Regions from separate parts of the Homo sapiens genome. Here region 1 is linked to region 2. A link is a loop called in an ENCODE intact Hi-C map of the cell type or tissue named here. Cell type or tissue: B cell. All regions are shown on one strand. Links, peaks and the distances in the headings refer to the core of each region. The heading gives the core; the rest is flanking DNA.

Region 1 (8,911 bases), core at 2,592-6,591, 50 kb after region 2:
ACCAAATGCAGCAACATATCCTTCACCTTAGAAGGAGTATCTCGACAGGCCCCACACCACTGGACCCCTAGAAATTTTACTGAAGTTGAAGTTCCCTGAATTTTAGTTGGATTTATTTCCCAACCTCTGGCACATAAATGTCTCACCAATAAGACCGGTGTGTTTGCTACTTCATCCCTTCATATCTGTGCCATGCTTGCAGGTAGAGGAATCATCCTGCTAGTTCCAGACCATGGTAGGCTTCCAGAATCTAAGAGGCTGTCCAAGGCCCTGTCTACCATCATGTAGTTATTCTGTCTCTTAGATCTTACCCTAGAGCTCTCGGGAAGTACAGATCCTCTGTTCTGGCATTCTCAAATCCAAGAGTGTTTACCACTTCCCTCAGTCCTGGTGAAAGAATACTGGGCCCTGTTTCAATTATTTCTGCATAACAAATTACTGCAAAATTTAGAGTCTTAAAACAACCACTTGATTATGCTCATGGAATCTATGGGTCAGAAATTTACAAAGAGCACGTGGGGACACCTTTCCTCTCTGCTGTGGTACGTGAGGCCTCAGATAGGCTCAACTTGATGGCTGAAAGCAGGAATCATCTAGAGGCTTCTACACTCACATGTGTGGTTGTTGATGGCAGTTGTTCAGCAGGGACCTCAGCTGGGGCCTGAACACCTCCACGAGGCCCCGCCATGCGACCTGAGCTTCCTCACAGCATGGCTGCCCTGGACTTACAGGTGAGAGTCTCAGCTCCCAAACCAGAGCTGCATGGCCCTTAAGAGCTACTGCTGCCAGAGTCTCCAGATTGCTCAGGACCACAGAAGGGGAAACCGGCCCCACCTCTCTTTGAAAGGTGTCACACTCACATTGCAAGAAGAGTGTGTGAGATGGGAGAGGTTGTTGTGACTCTCTTTAGACAATGGAACCTGGTGTAGCCCCTCTCTCCAGGGACCTCTAAAGGCCATTTTCTATTTATTTATTTATTTTCTAGAGGCAGGGTCTTGCTCCATCACCCAGGCTGGAGTGCAGTAGTACAATCATAGTTCACTGCAGCCTTGAGCTCCTGGGCTCAAGCAATCCTCCCACCTTAGCCTCCCAAGTAGTTGGAACTATAGGCATGCACCACCATACTTGGTTAATTCTTTTTTTTTTTTTTTTTTTGGTAAGACAAGGTCTCACTAAGTTGCCTAAGCTGGTCTTGAACTCCCGGGATCAAGTGATCCTCCACCTTGGCCTCCCATACTGGGATTACAGGCATGAGCCACTGTGCCTGGACCCAAAGGTTATTCTTACTTCACCATCCTCTCTTCCCATTCTTTTCCTAGTGGAGAGTGGGTGTGGCAGGTATGCAAAAGAGAATTCCTCCTTAAAAAAAAAAAGTAAATCCTCCAACATTCTGGAAATGCCGATAGTCCTCTCCTTTCTCCAATATCACTGGTTTATGGAAACCAACATAGAAATGCTTCTTTTATTCCCTTTCCAATGGCATGGTTCCTAAAGCCTGGCCATGATAGGAGAGAGGGAGTGAAAACATAAACTGAAGAGGGAAAAGGTTACTATCCCAATATTCCCCTACCACAAGGAAAATAATAAGTATCTTATAAATGCATTGTGAGAATTAACATGAGAATGTATGCAAAGCCCTGGCGATTGAGTGAGGGTTCGCATCTGCCCCTACTCTCTGTGGAGACAACTCCATGTAGGTGTGGGCTCAGCAGTGGAGGAGCTGGTGCTGAGCTGGGTTAACTTGACGACAGTGAATTAATATGAACTTGGACTTGATGGTGGAGTTGACTTACATAACTTTTTAAAGAGCATTTGGAGAGAGAAATGCTATTTCCTAAGGCCCTTTATGGATCTAAAGTGCCTTTGCCGTTCTGAAAGCCCATTGTACTTAGATGCTTCCCACTGCCCTGAGAGTTACTCTGGCAGCTCCTCATTTCAGACTAGATCATCTTTGTGAGCTGATGGGAAAGCCCGTCTTGGGGGGCATTCAGGGCTAGTGCAGCATGGTGCTTTTTCAAAATCAATGTCTGGGTCTCCAAAGAGGAGATTCTTCAAAGCTCTCCAGCCTGGGAGGTGGCTGCTAAGCACCACACCTGAGGATACTAAATGTGGGAATATAAGCAACCTTGGTTGGCAAGAAATCACTTTTCTCCTCCTCAGTGGGGGCCAACTTGCAAGGCGCTTGGCCACGAGTTGTGTTTGCTCAGGGCTCTTGCCTTGAAAGTCTTTGTGGATAATTTGTTGCCTGCAATGCCAAAGAATTTGTTAGTATCTCCTGTGCCCTTCCTTTAGAAAGTAGGAGTAAAGTCAAACTCATAATGAAAACAATTTTTCAAAATATGGGTAGAGAAATTGCTTTGTCATTTACAGCAAAAGAAAAAGTTTGCCTACATTCTTTCATAAGGTGAACTTTTTACCCTCTCAGAGCAAGGAAGACACACATAATGGGCTCAGACCGAACTGTTTGTTGTTACTGATGTTGGAAACAGAAAATGACACCTTTGCTTCTTTGTGATTTAGAATGTAATGCAGCAATTCTCAATTTTTTGGTGATCACAGCATTCTTTTTAATACCAACATGTTTGGTGAGGCACTGAAAGATGAAAACAATGCAACACCAATCAACAAGCTTTGCAACACAAACCTTACCACAAAATATAATAGCACAGTGATTGTCCCAGTGGCCCCTTCAGCACCATTGACTGTTGGAACAGAATGGTTGCTGCCTGGGCTACCTCTCCTGTACTCTGGGGCCCAGTTGTCCTACGGCCCAGCATGCAGAGTCCTCTCTTTGGAGGGAACTTGACTGTGCTCCACTTCTCCCCTCTTACCCGCAGCCATGGCACTCGCTCCACAGCAAGCTGCTCAGCCAGCCCAGGTCACCTTGTACCTGAAGAGATGGCCCTGCTGTGGGAATACTCAGCTGTAGTCAAATCAGTTCTACATACCAGTGAAGAACTGATAGCACATCCATGAAAGGATTCCCTGTGCACCAGTTGAGAACCTCTAGATAAGGAGTCCACATATAGACTTTAATTTTAAGTGTGATTTCTTCCTAATCAGCAAAGCCCTGCTGATCTAGGTGCCCTCCTGGGTGCTCCCCGGATGCCCCGTGCTTACCACACACTATGACGGTGATGTCTAATTTTATATGTCAACTTGACTGGACCACAGGGTGCCCAGACATTTTCTCAAGCATTACTCTGGGTGTGTCTGTGAGGGTGTTTCTGGATGAGGTTAACATTTGAATCAGTGGACTCAAATTGCTTCCCTAATGTGGATTGTCTCCCTAATGCGGGTGGGCTTCACTCAATCAGTTGAAGGCCTGGATAGAACAAAAAGGCTGACCCTCCTGTGAGTAAGAGAGAATTCTTCCTGTCTAACACCCTTCAAATGGAACATAGACTTTTTTTCCTGCCTTCAATCTTGACCTGAAATCTTGACTCTTCCTGGGTCTCCAGCTTGCTGGCCTTTGGATAAAAATGACACCATCAACTCTCCTGGGTCACCTTCTAACTTGGACTGGAGCTAAACCAAGGCTTTCTTGGGTGTCCAGCTTGCTGGCTCACCCTGCAGATTTTAGGTCTTGCCTGCCCTCATCATATGTGATTATTCCTTATAAAGAATTATGTGTATATAAATAACAGTCATTCCTCAGTATCCATGGGGGATTGGTTCCAGGACCTCCTTCAGATACCAAAATCTGTGGATATTCAGGTCACTTACATAAAATGGCATAATATTTGCATATAACCTATGCACATCTTCCTGTATACTTCATTTTTTTTTTTATTGTTATACTTTAAGTTCTAGGGTACATGTGCACAATGTGCAGGTTTGTTACATATGTATACATATGCCATGTTGGCATGCTGCACCCATTAACTCGTCATTTACATTAGGTATATCTCCTAATGCTATCCCTCCCCCCTCTCCCCACCCCACGACAGGCCCCGGTGTGTGATGCTCCCCTTCCTGTGTCCAAGTGTTCTCGTTGTTCAATTCCCACCTATGAGTGAGAACATGCGGTGTTTGATTTTTTGTCCTTGCAATAGTTTACTGAGAATGATGGTTTCCAGCTTCATCCATGTCCCTACAAAGGACATGAACTCATCCTTTTTTATGGCTTCATAGTATTCCATGGTGTATATGTGCCACATTGTATGTTATTTTATTTACTTTTAATTTTTTAATTTTTTATTTTTTTATTTCAATAGGTTTTTGGGGAACAGGTGGTGTTTGGTTACATGAATAAGTTCTGTAGTGGTGATTTCTGAGATTTTGGTGTACCCCTCACCTGAGTAGTGTACGCTGTACCCAATGTGTAGTTTTTTATCCCTCACCATCCCCTATTCTTTCCCCCGAGTCCCCAGAGTCCAATGTATCATTCTTATGCCTTTGCGTCCTCATAGCTTAGCTCCCACATATGAGTGAGAATATAGAATGTTTGGTTTTCCATTCCTGAGTTACTTCACTTAGACTATAGTCTCCAATTCCATCCAAGTTGCTGTGAATGCCATTATTTCATTTATTTTTATGGCTGAGTAGTATTCCATGGTGTGTGTGTATGTGTGTGTTTATATATATACACATACACATATATATGTATATATACACATACACATATATGTATATATATGAAAATGTGATATATATATATATATCACTGATATTGGAAACAGAAAATGACACCTTTGCTCCTTTGTGATTTAGAATGTAATGCAGCAATTCTCAATTTTTTGGTGATCATAGCATTCTTTTTAATACCAACATGTTTGGTGAGGCACTAAAAGATGAAAACAATGCAACACCAATCAACAAGCTTTGCAACACAAACCTTACCACAAAATATATATATCTATATATAGTGTATATATATATCTATATATATATTGTGTGTGTATATATATATATAAAATATATATTATATATCAGATTTTCTTTATCCACTTGCTGATTGATGGGTATTTGGGCTGGTTCCATATTTTTGCAATTGCAAATTGTGCTGCTGTAAACATTCATGTACAAGTATATTTTTTGTATTATATAATGACTTCTTTTCCTCTGGGTAGATACCTAGTAGTAGGATTGCTGGATCAAATGGTAGATCTTTTAGTTCTTTAATGAATCTCCACACTGTTTTCCATAGTGGTTGTACTAGTTTACATTCCCACCAACAGTGTGTAAATGTTCCCTTTTCACTGCATCCATGCCAACATCTATTTTTTTTTATTTTTAAAGTATGATCATTCTTGCAGGAGTGAGGTGGTATCACATTGTGGGGTGTTTTTTTTTTTTGCTTGTTTTTTTTTTGTTTTTGTTTTTGAGACGAAGTTTCACTCTTGTTGCCCAGGCTGGAGTGCAATGGCGCAACCTTGGCTCACTGTAACCTCTGCCTCCCGGGTTCAAGAGATTCTCCTGCCTCAGCATCCTGAGTAGCTGGGATTACAGGCACCTGCCACCACGCCCAGCTAATTTTTGTATTTTTAGTAGAGACGGGATTTCGCCATGTTGTCCAGGCTGATCTTGAACTCCTGACCTCAGGTGATCCACTGACTCGGCCTCCCAAAGTGTTGGGATTACAGGCATGAGCCACCATGCCCAGTCGCATTGTGGTGTTGTTGTTGTTGTTGTTTTTTGAGACGGAGTCTCGCTCTGTCACCCAGGCTGGAGTGCAGTGGTGCCATCTCTGCTCACTGCAAGCTCCGCCTCCCAGGTTCACGCCATTCTCCTGCCTCAGCCTCCCGAGTAGCTGGGACTATAGGCACCCACCACCACGCCCGGCCAATTTTTTGTATTTTTTTTTTTCAGTAGAGACGGGGTTTCACACATTGTGGTTTTGATTTGCACACAGAATCATGGTAAGTAGTTTGATGCTTTTGGCAGTATGGTCATTTTCACAACATTGTAGATTGCTTTTGTCAGTATGCTCATTTTCACAATATTGATTCTACCCATACAAATGGCCAAAAAGCATATGAAAAAATGCTCAACACCACTAATTATCAGGGAAATGCACTGTGGTTTTGATTTGCGTTTCCCTGATAATTAGTGATGTTGAGCATTTTTCCATATGCTTGTTGGCCATTTGTAAGGGCAGAATCAATACTGTGAAAATGACCATACTGACAAAAGCAATCTACAAATTTAATGCAATTCCCATCAAATTATTACCATCATTCTTCACAGAACTAGAAAAAGCAATCCTAAAATTCATATGGAATCAAAAAAAGAGCCTGCATAGCCAAAGAAAGACTAAGCAGAAAAAAGAAATCTGGAGGCATCATATTACCTGACTTCAAACTATACTATAAGGCCATAGTCACCAAAACAGCGTGTTACTGGTATAAAAATAGGCACATAGACCAATAGAAAAGAATAGAGAACCCAGAAATAAAGCCAAATACTTAAGGCCAATTGATCTTCGACAAAGCTAACAAAAATATAAAGTGGGGAAATGACACTCTACTCAACAAATTGTGCTGGGATAATTGGCAAGCCACATATAGAAGAATGAAACTGGATTCTCATCTCTCACCTTATACAAAAATCTAAGACCTGAAACCATAAAGATTCTAGAAGATAACATTGGAAAAGCCCTTCTAGACATTGGCTTAGGCAAAGACTTCATGACCAAGAACCCTAAAGCAAATGCAACAAAAACAAAGATAAACACATGGGACTTAATTAAACTAAGAAACTTCTGTACAGCAAAAGAAACAATCAGCAGAGTTAACAGATAATCCACAGAGTGGGAGAAAATCTTCACAATCTATATATCCAATGGAGGACTAATAACCAGAATCTACAAAGAACTCAAACAAATCAACAAGAAAAAAACAATCCCATCAAAAAGTGGGCTAAGGACATGAATAGACAATTCTCTTCCTGTATACTTTAAGTCATTTCTATATTACTTATAATATTTAAAACAATGTAAATGCTATATAAACAGTTGTTATAGTGTACCGTTTAGGGAATAATGATGGGAAAATATGCTCATGTTCAGTACGCACGCAATTTTTTTTCTGAATATTTTCAATCCATGGTTGGTCTAACTTATGGATGTGGAATCCATGGATAAAGAGGGCTGATTGTGTGTGTGTGTGTGTGTGTGTGTGTGTGTGTGTGTGTACAGATACTCCTCCACTTACGCTGGGGTTATGTTCTGATAAACCCATCATAAGTTGAAATATTAACTCAAAAACATCATAAGTCAAAACATATTTAATACATCCAACCTACCAAACATCATAGCTTAGCCTAGCCTACCTTAAACATGCTCAAAACACTGCCATTAGCCTAGCATTGAGCAAAACCATCTGGCAATGCAGTACACTGTAGAGTATCCATTGCTTACCCTCATGATAGTGTGGCTGACTGGGAGTTCAGCTCACTGCCGCCGCCCAGAATTGCAAGAGACTATTGGACTACCTACCACTAGCCCAGGAAAAAAAACCAAAATTTAAAATTCAAAGTACAGTTTCTACTTTTACATCATTGTAAAGTCAAAAGTTGTAAGTGGAACTACCACAAGTTTGGGAATGGTGAGTGTGTGTGTGCGTGTGTATATACATGTATATATATATATATATATATATGTATGTATGTATGTATGTATGTATGTATGTATTTCTGTTTCTCTGGAGAATACTGACTAATACAATAATGCTTACCATTATGAAGCTTAAGTGCCCTTTTCTTGCCTGTCTTTTTCACCAGGCTGTAAACTCTTTGAAAAAATGAGCTGTCTTGCTTGCCAGTGTGTTTTCAATCTCTAGCAAAGAGCCTAGTAATAGTAGATATTCAGGTCTAATCCTGTAATTGTCGTACTTTGCCATGTATCAGGGCTGCCTTTTCTTTTTGGTAGCTGGCAGACACATGTGGGGAGACCCAGTCCCTGCCTAACTCTCCAGCCTCTGTAGGCTTGCATCTGGCCTAGCACATAGAAAATACACACACACACACACACACACACACACACACACACACACACACACGAAGTCTATTGAATGAATTAGCTGAAAGCATACTTAAGCCAAGGTGTAAATGGATGCATTCATAATAGTTAAGCAGCCGTCTTCTCACAGACTTGGGGGGCATCAGTTGGAGGAGAATGGGGACCTCTTGAGATGGGAAGAGTGACATAGAAGCCTGGTGGTTGTGTGGTGGAGGATGGGAAGGGTCAGAGCTCAGAGGATGGGGTTGTGGGACCAGCAAGTCAAAGCAAGAGGGAGAGAAGAAATCCAGACAGAAAGCTTTGGGCTCTTAAAGCGCTGGCAGTGTTCATCTCTGGAAGTGTCGAGATTTGTAGCTCACTCCTAAGGCTGAAGAGGGCTCTAGGTTTGTCTAATTCTCAGGCAAGTTGCTTGTTAGTGATGCTTCCACCAGCCAAATATGGGCACCGGGGCTCCGGATTCCTTTTGTTTTCTTTGCTTTGTGGTCTCTGCGATAGAGGGTCAGCCCAGCAATGCCCACCACATAACAGCTGGACAGAGCTCCCCATTCTAAGTGTGCTCCTGAAAATACTACTTTTTTTTTTTTTTGGAGATGGAGTCTTGCTCTGTCACCAGGCTGGAATGCAGTGGTGCAATCTCAGCTCACTGCAACCTCTGACTCCCTGGTTCAAGTGATTCTCCTGCCTCAGCCTCCCAAGTAGCTGGGATTACAGGCGCATGCCACCATGTCTAGCTAATTTTTGTATTTTTAGTAGAGATGGGGTTTCACCATGTTGGTCAGGCTGGTCTCGAACTCCTAACCTCGTGAGCTACCCACCTTGGCCTCCCAAAGTACTGAGATTACAGGTGTGAGCCACCGTGCCTAGCCCAATGCTACTTTTTAAAAGAGGAAGTCCATCCTACTGTATATTCCTCCACAGGAAATATTTGCCCCATTATAGGTTTGTTTATAT
Region 2 (8,911 bases), core at 3,028-7,027:
AGAGAAAAATAGTAACTTCATATTAGAATAACTTGGCTGACACTACTCTAACTAATTGATCAACATTAACATCACTAACGATGATGTGATATGCTGAGGACAAAACATGACTTATGTTATAAACCGCATAACCTGCATATAACCATCTAGAAACACCAGACACATTTAAATTGTGGAAATTCTACCAAATGCTTGGCTTGTGTTCTTTAAGATTGTCAATGTTATGAAAGACAAAGACAAAATAATTCAGTAAATTTTCCAGATTAAATGAGGTAAGAGAATCAGGACAACTAAGTGTAATGCAAAATCCTGAATTAGATCTTCAATTTGGGGAAAAGTTGCCATAAAGGGCATTATTGGGGCAATTGGTGAAAGCTGACTATAAACTGTACCTTATCTTAAATAATAATATTGCATTAATGTTAAAGTTCCTAAAATTGATCATTGTACTATGGTTATGAAGAGAATGTCCTTGTTCTAAGGAGATCTATGCTGAAACATTTAAGGATAAAGGGGCATAATATATGCAATTTTCATTCATATGGCTCAGTAATACTAATTATAATAATTATTAGATATAGATAGAGAAAGCTGTGTCAAAATGTTAATTAGTAAATCTAAGTCAAGAGTATATGGGAGATTACTATATACCTTTTGCAACTTTTCTGTAAGTTTAAAATATTTTTCAAAATAAAAAAGGATTTTTTTTAAGTATTGTATTCTGCTTTTCTAATCTCTCTATTGGAGAAATGAGGATTAGATACTTCAATCAGAATTGAAGATGTGGTCTGGGCACAGTAATGCCTGTAATCCCAGCATGTTGAGAGGCTGAGGTGGGAAGATGGCTTAAGCCCAGGTGTTCAAGACCAGCCTGGGCAACATGGTGAAACACTGTCTCTACAAAAAATACAAAAATTAGCCAGGCACGGTCCACAACTGCAACCCCGGCTACTTGTGAAGCTAAGATGGGAGGATTGATTGAGCCCAGGAGATTGAGAGATTGAGTCTGCAGTGAGCCCTGATTATGCCACTGCACTCCAGCCTGGGTGATAGAGCAAAACCCTGTCAAAAAAAAAAAAAAAAAAAGAATTGAAGTTGTGTGGAATCCCCAGAGAGGTCGGGTTGTGTGGGCAATATGCACCTTGCTAGGAAAGAGGGTCATCAGGGCACTAAAAATCCTTTTCTCAAGGTAATGTCCTGGGATGCCCAGTCCCCCAGCCGTGCTGGGTTGAGTTATCTAGGTGAACTGCAGGATTTTGGAGAAAGAAAAGGTATTTTCCATGTAATTACTGTAACAGAAATGCGGGAGTCACCCTCGGTGCCAATCTCTCATTCAACTCGTCACCAAATCTTATGTATTGATTCCACCTTTTAGCTATAATCCAAATGTGTCCCCTCCCCTCTATGTCCTCTGCCAAGGTCCTCACTTCCTTGCCCACATTTCTGTGTCACCTCATCACCTGTCACCTGGTCTTCAGTGGCATCCCTCTGACCTATTCTTCCCACCCAGCCAGGTGCACAGTGAGTGAAGCTTGGTGCCTTGGTAGGGTGGCAGAGAGTGCCACCATGCCTGCTCCTACCTCTGCTGGAAATATCTCCCACCACCTCCTACCATTTCCTGCTGCCCTCTCTCCAACCCTCAATCCACACAGCCTTTGCTCCAACAATTTTGCACTATTTTTGAAGCCACCTTTGCAAAAATTATATCAGTGAAAAAATTATGACAGTGATCTGAGCTAACCCACCCCCATCTTGCCTTTCCCGGAAGGCCCCAGATGGGAAAGAACAATGAACAACTGTTCTAAGAGACGGCTGATCACAAACTACCCAAGGGTGTGACTACCTCAGTGGGCACAATGAATGGCTTCCTTCCTCAGGCACAAGAACCCTGCATGGAATCCCCTCCAGCACAACCCTAGAAAACTTCCCTCCAGCCCCACCTCTTTGCAGACAGCCCCTTTTCTGCTGTGCTGCCTGTTGTAACCTTTGAATGTATTTTCATACTTTCTCTAATAAATCTGCCTTTCTTTGCCTAGACTGCCACCCCCTCTTCCTGGTTCATGTTGGGAACAATTTGGAAAATAAAAGAATTAAGAAATTAAAGAAGTCACAGATAAAGGGAAAAATATGAATGGCTGAGTGAGGCTAAGCTGGAGGGTGTGGTTCAGGTCTGTCAGCCAGCAAGCTGGGGACAGCTCTGGGCAGAGCAAGCTACCTCCACCTGCCCAACTCACCCTGCAAGAGCTCCAACACCCAATGAGACAAAGCTCTCCACCTCCCCAGAGACCAGGAGGTATAGGGGCTAGGTTTGTGCTGAAGGAAATCCCTCCTGCGGGCTCCCTCTAACACGCCCCAGGCTGCAGCCTGCCCCTGTACCTTGTCTCAGCCTTCCCTCCCTGAAAAGCCAGGAAGTGAGCCCTCATCAGAAGCAGACCATGTGGGCCACCCTGATCTCAGGCTTCAAGCCTCCAGAACTGTGAGAAAATAAACTTTTCTTGCTTAACCCTCCCAGTCTATGATCCTTTGTTGTGCCAGCCTGAACAGACTGAGACATTGAGCATGTTCCATGTAAAGTTAATCACATCTTCCTTAGGTCTGTCTCCTTAGATGAAACTTAAAATTTGTCTCCCAAATCAGACATTTATGTAATTTTGAAAGCCAAGTTATACCGAAAGCCTTATAATGAAAATAGTAGTCTACAGCTCTTTTCCTAACTCCTGTCTTCAGCCCAGCTCTCTGGGGAAAAAAGCACTCTCCACTTTCTATTGTTTTTTTTTGATTAGGCAGACCACTCGGTGCTTCCAAGTAATGTTTACACCATGAATACCGGTGTCAAAAGAAAAATCTTGACCAAATTAAGTTTAACAGAGTTTAATTGAGCAAAGAATGATTCACAAATCAGGCAGCCTCTCAGGCCAGAGTAGGCTCAGAGACTCCAGTGCAGCCACATGTTGGAAGATTTGTGGAGAGTAAAAGCAAAGTGATATACAGGAAATGGAAATGAGGTACAGAAACAGCAAGATTGGTTACAGCTCAGTGTTTGCCTTATTTGGACCTGGTTTGAACACTTGGCCACCTTTGATTGGCCAAAACTCAGTGATTGGCACAAGATTTGGCTACTGAGGACTAAGTTCTGATTTTTTCATCTTGCCCAAATTCCTATCTAAAAGGTCTGGGGAGTCATGCCCTACAAACGGTAACTTCTCATTGGATGGGTTTTACTTAACCCTCTATACTGTGACTTACTTTCCATCCTGACTCTGGTGTAATATTACAAGACAATGAAAAAAAGAAAAATCGAAATATTTTATCCCAAAACATGTTTCTTTGCCATATCTTGAAATGGCCCTTCAAAGCTGTCCTTTGTGGGGGAAAATCTCCATCTGTAGAGAATCTATTAACATAGCTAGATCTTTTCCTTCCAGGCCCTCCCAATCCTAAAGAGATTAACTAAAAGTCTCGCATCTTTTAAAGATTTGAATAGGAAACATTTGTCATCTATTGTCTCTAAGGGAAGCCACTATAAGATTTCAAAGGGACCTTGTTCTCCAAAATATTTTATCTTAACCTGAACATTTCCTTTCTATCAATCCCAGGTCTTACACAAAATCAACCAATTGTCAACCAGAAAATGTTTAAATTTACCTATAGCCTGGAAGCCGCCCCCCAACCTTAGAGTTGTCCCACCTTTCTGGACCAAAGCAATGTATTTCTTAAATGTATTTGATTGATGTCTCATGCCTCCCTAACATGTATAAAACCAAGCAGCACCCCGACCATCTTGGGCACATGTTCTCAGGACCTCCTGAGGGCTGTATCATGGGCCATGGTCACTCATATTTGGCTCAGAATAAATCTCTTCAAATATTTTACAGAGTTTGGCTCTTTTCATTGACACTACAGTCTGTATACAACTCTATTTGGGTTATAGTTCATGGTGTAGAGAGGAACATTTAGGCTGAACTTAAAATATGTAAGGAGGCAGCTATCAGCTAAACTTGATTGAACAATTTCCTACTTTGGGTCATCCTCTCAATTTTGACAGATTGGCCAAAACTTTAGTCATTGATGTCACTATTACCATTGTCTGTACTTACTTGGTTTTGAGACCCACTGGGAAATAGCCGAACAGTGGGGTTTGTAAGGTGGGAATAAGAACTTTAGGGTTTTTTTTGTTTTTTTTTTTGTTGTTGTTGTTGTTGTTGTTGTAAGGTTTAGAGTAGAGGGTATCTCCTTATGCTGGAATGTGCTATATACAGAGGAAAAAACAAAAGCTAATCTGTTCTAGGATCGATGTGTTTCCTTAAAGTTTTAGTTTGGTTATGTCACATTTAGTATGAGAGACTCCATTTTGGTTTGGTCTGGTCTGTTGCAGCCTAGTGCATAAGCTCAGTCCAAAACAATGGCCTTTCCACAATTTTGTTTAAAAATTCTCTCGTTTTGGTCAGGTTCTCACTTAGGTAAGAGTGTGACTGAAAATTAGGGCCTTAGCACTACTCTCAGTTACCATGATTTTGGGTTTCTGGTCTCAGCACATAATTCATAGGTTACAGTGCCCTTATGGTCACACATTTTTTCAGCTCTTGCCATTCAACTTGAAGACAGTGGAATGACATTCTAGAGATGGCTGCATGCAAACATTTAAAACTGTTGAGAGAATACAGCACACCAGACAGACTACTATTATAACTATTATAACTATCAGAAGGATATTACCAAGAGTTTGGAGTATCCTCCTTAGCCAGGGTCCCCATGAACCAAACCAACTAAAATCAAATAGGTCAAAGAATAAGCTAGATAAAGAATCTACTCACTTTAACTAAGCAGTCTCTTTGTTAATCCCCTACAACTGAATCTCTGTAATACCCAGTGTGATGTATTTCTCTATGAGCAATAAGAAGTGATAGCAGCTGCACAAATGAAGCAGAAGATACAAAAAAACAAAACACAAGTTTTTCTTTTTCGGCCTCCCCCTTCAGATTCTTCTCCCTTACCATTGTTCCTTGTTCTGTTCTTATAATTATTTTTGCAAGTTTTGTAAGTTCCTGTTTTTCCCCTTCTGTGCAGCATTGTAAGGTCACAAGATATGCTTGAGTTACAAAACCTGTCACTGTTCAACAACTGCCTTTGTTCTGCTTCTGAAAGCTTGTTTGCCCACACTACAGGTTTTGTGCCATCAAACCGGCCAACCTCCCTTCAGATGCATGTATAAAAGTCAAGCCCTGTCTTTGTTCGGGCTCAGCCTTCGGATGTTAATCTCCTGGGCCGGTGCGCTCCTAATAAAATCCTCCTGTCCCACCCATTGGTCTCTCCTGTCCCTTGATTCATGTAACATTTCTGGGGGCTCATCCAGGATTGGAGATGACAGGTTTTCTGTCTCCTTTGCCTGTGGGTCTGGGGACCCAAGCCAGGGGGAGACACATGACCTCAGGTGTGCCAAGGGGGGAACTTAAACCCAGGTGAGAGATGGGCTCTCCTGTGACCCAGTGCCCCTCCCCGTCAGTGCAACAGAACCTAAGGGGCTACTGGATGATTCCAGGAACAGCATGCTACAGGACTGCAGTAAGGTTTGGGGCTCGAGGCAGGACCTGTCCCATAAGGATGGAAGGGGAGTCTGATCAACTCCCGGGATGTACCTAGTAGTCCAACCCAGGACATGAGAGTGGCTCGCTAAGTTGGTTGAAACCTACACCCCAACCTGAGAAGAAGAACTGGGAGTGGGAGAGTGTGTGAATGCGTGTGAATGAGTGGAGTGGAGCATGTGGGACTGCAAGTCTCCTAGTGTGAGACCATATGTCCCGAGCAAGTGTGGGACTGACTGGGACTAGTGGTGAACTGCATACAGCTTATGGAGGCTCCCCACAATTTAGTGATTGTGGGGTCCAGGTTTGGGGTTTATACAAACCCTCCAATGCTAAATGGCATCTGAAATACTCCCATGAGGGAGGTGGTCTAATTGGTCTGAAGTGAAAGCAAAAGAGAGTGAGTTGCACCATAACCGGGAGGAAATGGGAGGGAAGCCGTCAAAACTCACCCCATTAGAATGTATGTTAAAGAACTTTAAGAAAGGTTATACAGGGGATTATGGGATCATGTTGACCCCCAAGAAGTTAAGAACCCTTTGTGAAATAGAATGGCCCTCTTTTCATGTCAGATGGCCAGCCGAAGGAACAATAGATGGGGGAACAATTGGCTGTATACATTGGGTGGTGACTGGGGTCAGAGGACAGCCAGGGCATCCAGACCAATTTCCTTATATTAATACATGGCTGAATATAGTCCAAACCTGACCTGCATGACTACAGCCCTGCCTGGCGGCTAGTTACAAAATGCTTGTGGCTTGAGCCAAACCTAAAATGAAAGAAAAATCAGCTTCACCAGAAGCTACGGGGACAAAGGGAAAGCCACAGGAAAGACAGGAAAAACTGGTTTTGCAGGAACCACTGGAGGAAATAGAAATCCCTCCTCCCTATACCCCAATCTACCCCACTTTACCAAGGCTGGCCCCTTAGGAGTCAGGTTCAGATAATGATGAGCCCCAGGCTTCACCCGAAAAGGAAAAATCAGAACCACTGCCCCAGGAGGTCAAGGAGGAAATTCAGGCTGATCAAGCAAGCTGCCTCCAGTCTGGCCGCACCTGGGCTTTGCAGATGCCTCTCTGGGAAACTTGGGGCCCCTCTATTATGATTAATATGGCCATATCCAAGGGGGGCAATGGACCTTCATCTACCAGCCTTTTTCAACCACTGATCTCCTAAACTGGAAACACCATACTCCCTCACACACAAAGAAGCCCCAGGCCTTCATAGATCTAATGCAGTCCATTTTTCAGACACATAATCCAACTTGGCCAGATTGCAAACAGCTCCTCCTGACGCTGTTTAACAACGAAGAGCGCCAAAGGGTGACCCAAGCAGCCCTCTGCTGGCTAGAAAACAATGCACCAGAAGGCACACTTAATGTCCAGGCATACGCTCAGGGCCAATTCCCAGAAGCAGACCCACACTGGGACCCAAATGTTGCAACCCAATTATAGCACCAGCAGAGGTACCGAGAGGCACTCTTGCAAGGACTAAGGGAGGGCAGAAAGAAGGCAGTCAATATGGGGAAAATCTCGGAAGTGCTTCAGGGAACTGATGAAAGCCCTAGCCAGTTTTATGAGAGACTCTGTGAGGTGTTCCAGCTCTACACTCCGTTTGATCCTGAGGCTACTGAGAATCAGTGCATGGTGAATGCAGCATTTGCAGGACAAACCCAGGGGGACATCAGGCAGAAACTACAAAAGCTAGAAAGTTTCACAGGCATGAATGCCACCCAACTTTTGGAAGTGGTCACCAAGGTGTATGTTAACTGTGACGAGGAGGCAAAAAGGGAAGCAGATCAGAGACTCAGGAAGAAAGCTGATCTGCTAGCAGCAGCACTCATGGAAAGAGGAACAAGTATCACCAGAGGACGTGGATGCGGACACAGATGAGGAAGGGACCAAACTGGGCAAAGACCCGAAAATTGGCCAAGACTGGATAGGGACCAATGTACATGATGTAAGAAGAAGGGACACTGGAAGAATAAATGTCTGAGGATGACAAGGGAAATGACAGAGGCTATAAAACTAGAAGACTGCCAGCCAAGGGCTACTGTACCCCAAAGGAGCCAGACGCCAACCTTATCGGGCTGGCAGGGACTGAAGGGTATGAAGACTAGGCAAGACCGGGCTCCATCTCCTTAGGCCCCCAGGAGCCCATGGTCATATTGGAAGTAGAGGGCCAACTGATGGACTTTAAGGTAGACACCAGGGCTGAACACTCGGTAGTGACACAGCCCATAGGGCCACTATCCATACATCGTGCAACTATTGTTGGAGCTTCAGGGGTCCCAGAGAAGAGGCCATTTTGCCGGCCTAGGAGTTGTGTCATGGGGGAAGAGAAGTCCAACATGAATTCCTGTAACTCCCAAATTGCCCAGTTCCCTTGCTGGGAAGAGACCTGTTCCAAAAACTGCAAGCACAGATTGCTTTTGGGCCACAAGGGGATATGACTCTAAATCTGACTTACCCAAGGGCCATGGTGTTAACTCTTACCATCCCTCAGGCTGAAGAATGGAGACTGTACATCAAGGAGTTACCAGAACTGGGACTGGATGAACTGTATGGGCTGCTTTGTAAGATTCCTGGAGTATAGGCCTAGGACAACCCACCTGGGCTAGCTGTAAACCAGGCACTGGTGATAGTAGAGCTAAAATCAGGAGCAACACTGGTCAGGTTCATCAATACCCACTACCCCAAGAAGCCATACAGGGCATTCAAGAACATTTCAAGTGGCTCTTGGAACATGGAATCTTAGCCTGATGCCAGTCATCCTGGAACACTCCACTTTTGCTGGTACAAAAACCAGAGAGTAATCAATACAGACCAGTGCAGGACTTGCATGCTGTAACCAGTGCAGGTTACAGACCAGTGCAGGACTGAATGAATGAATGCAGACTGGTGCAGGACTTGCAGTCTACTGTAACCATCCACCCAATGGTACCAAACCCGTACACATTGATGGGACTCATTCCGGCTAGTGCAGCCTGGTTTACTTGTCTGGACTTAAAAGATGCTTTCTTCTGCCTTCACCTGCCACCAATTAGTCAGCCCATTTTTGCATTTCAATGGGAGGATCCAGTCACAGGCACAAAGGAACAGCTCACCTGGACTAGACTCCCACAAGGATAAAAAAACTCTCCCACAATCTTTGCAGAGGCATTGGCTGCCGACCTCAAGGCCTACACCCCACCAGATGACAACTGCACCTTGCTACAATATGTGGATGACCTCCTTTTGATGGCCCCAACCCGGAAGGACTGCTACTGGGGAACCCAAGGCCTCCCCCACCTCCTATAGAAGGCCAGATATAAGGTGTCCAAGAGAAAA

The links. Hi-C counts contacts between places; a loop is a spot of excess contacts. Peaks named below come from ENCODE experiments on the same cell type or tissue, not always from the same donor. Only the 100,000 strongest peaks of a DNase experiment are listed, where the experiment ranks them.
Region 1: it touches region 2 in a loop (2.1-fold over the local background); 1 of 110 quality-filtered maps calls a loop at or near these places.

What each region holds. Positions count from the first base shown.
Region 1 is chr6:109,840,539-109,849,449 of GRCh38, reverse strand. No RefSeq gene overlaps it. Among named protein-coding and RNA genes, the nearest start is that of GPR6, 130 kb to the left of the region's middle. In B cell, for the core only: no CTCF peak of the experiment used is centred there; no DNase peak of the experiment used is centred there.
Region 2 is chr6:109,890,673-109,899,583 of GRCh38, reverse strand. No RefSeq gene overlaps it. Among named protein-coding and RNA genes, the nearest start is that of GPR6, 83 kb to the left of the region's middle. RefSeq lists an enhancer at 5,809-6,423. In B cell, for the core only: no CTCF peak of the experiment used is centred there; a DNase peak (open chromatin) is centred at 5,103; H3K4me3 peaks cover 632 bases; H3K27ac peaks cover 2,644 bases.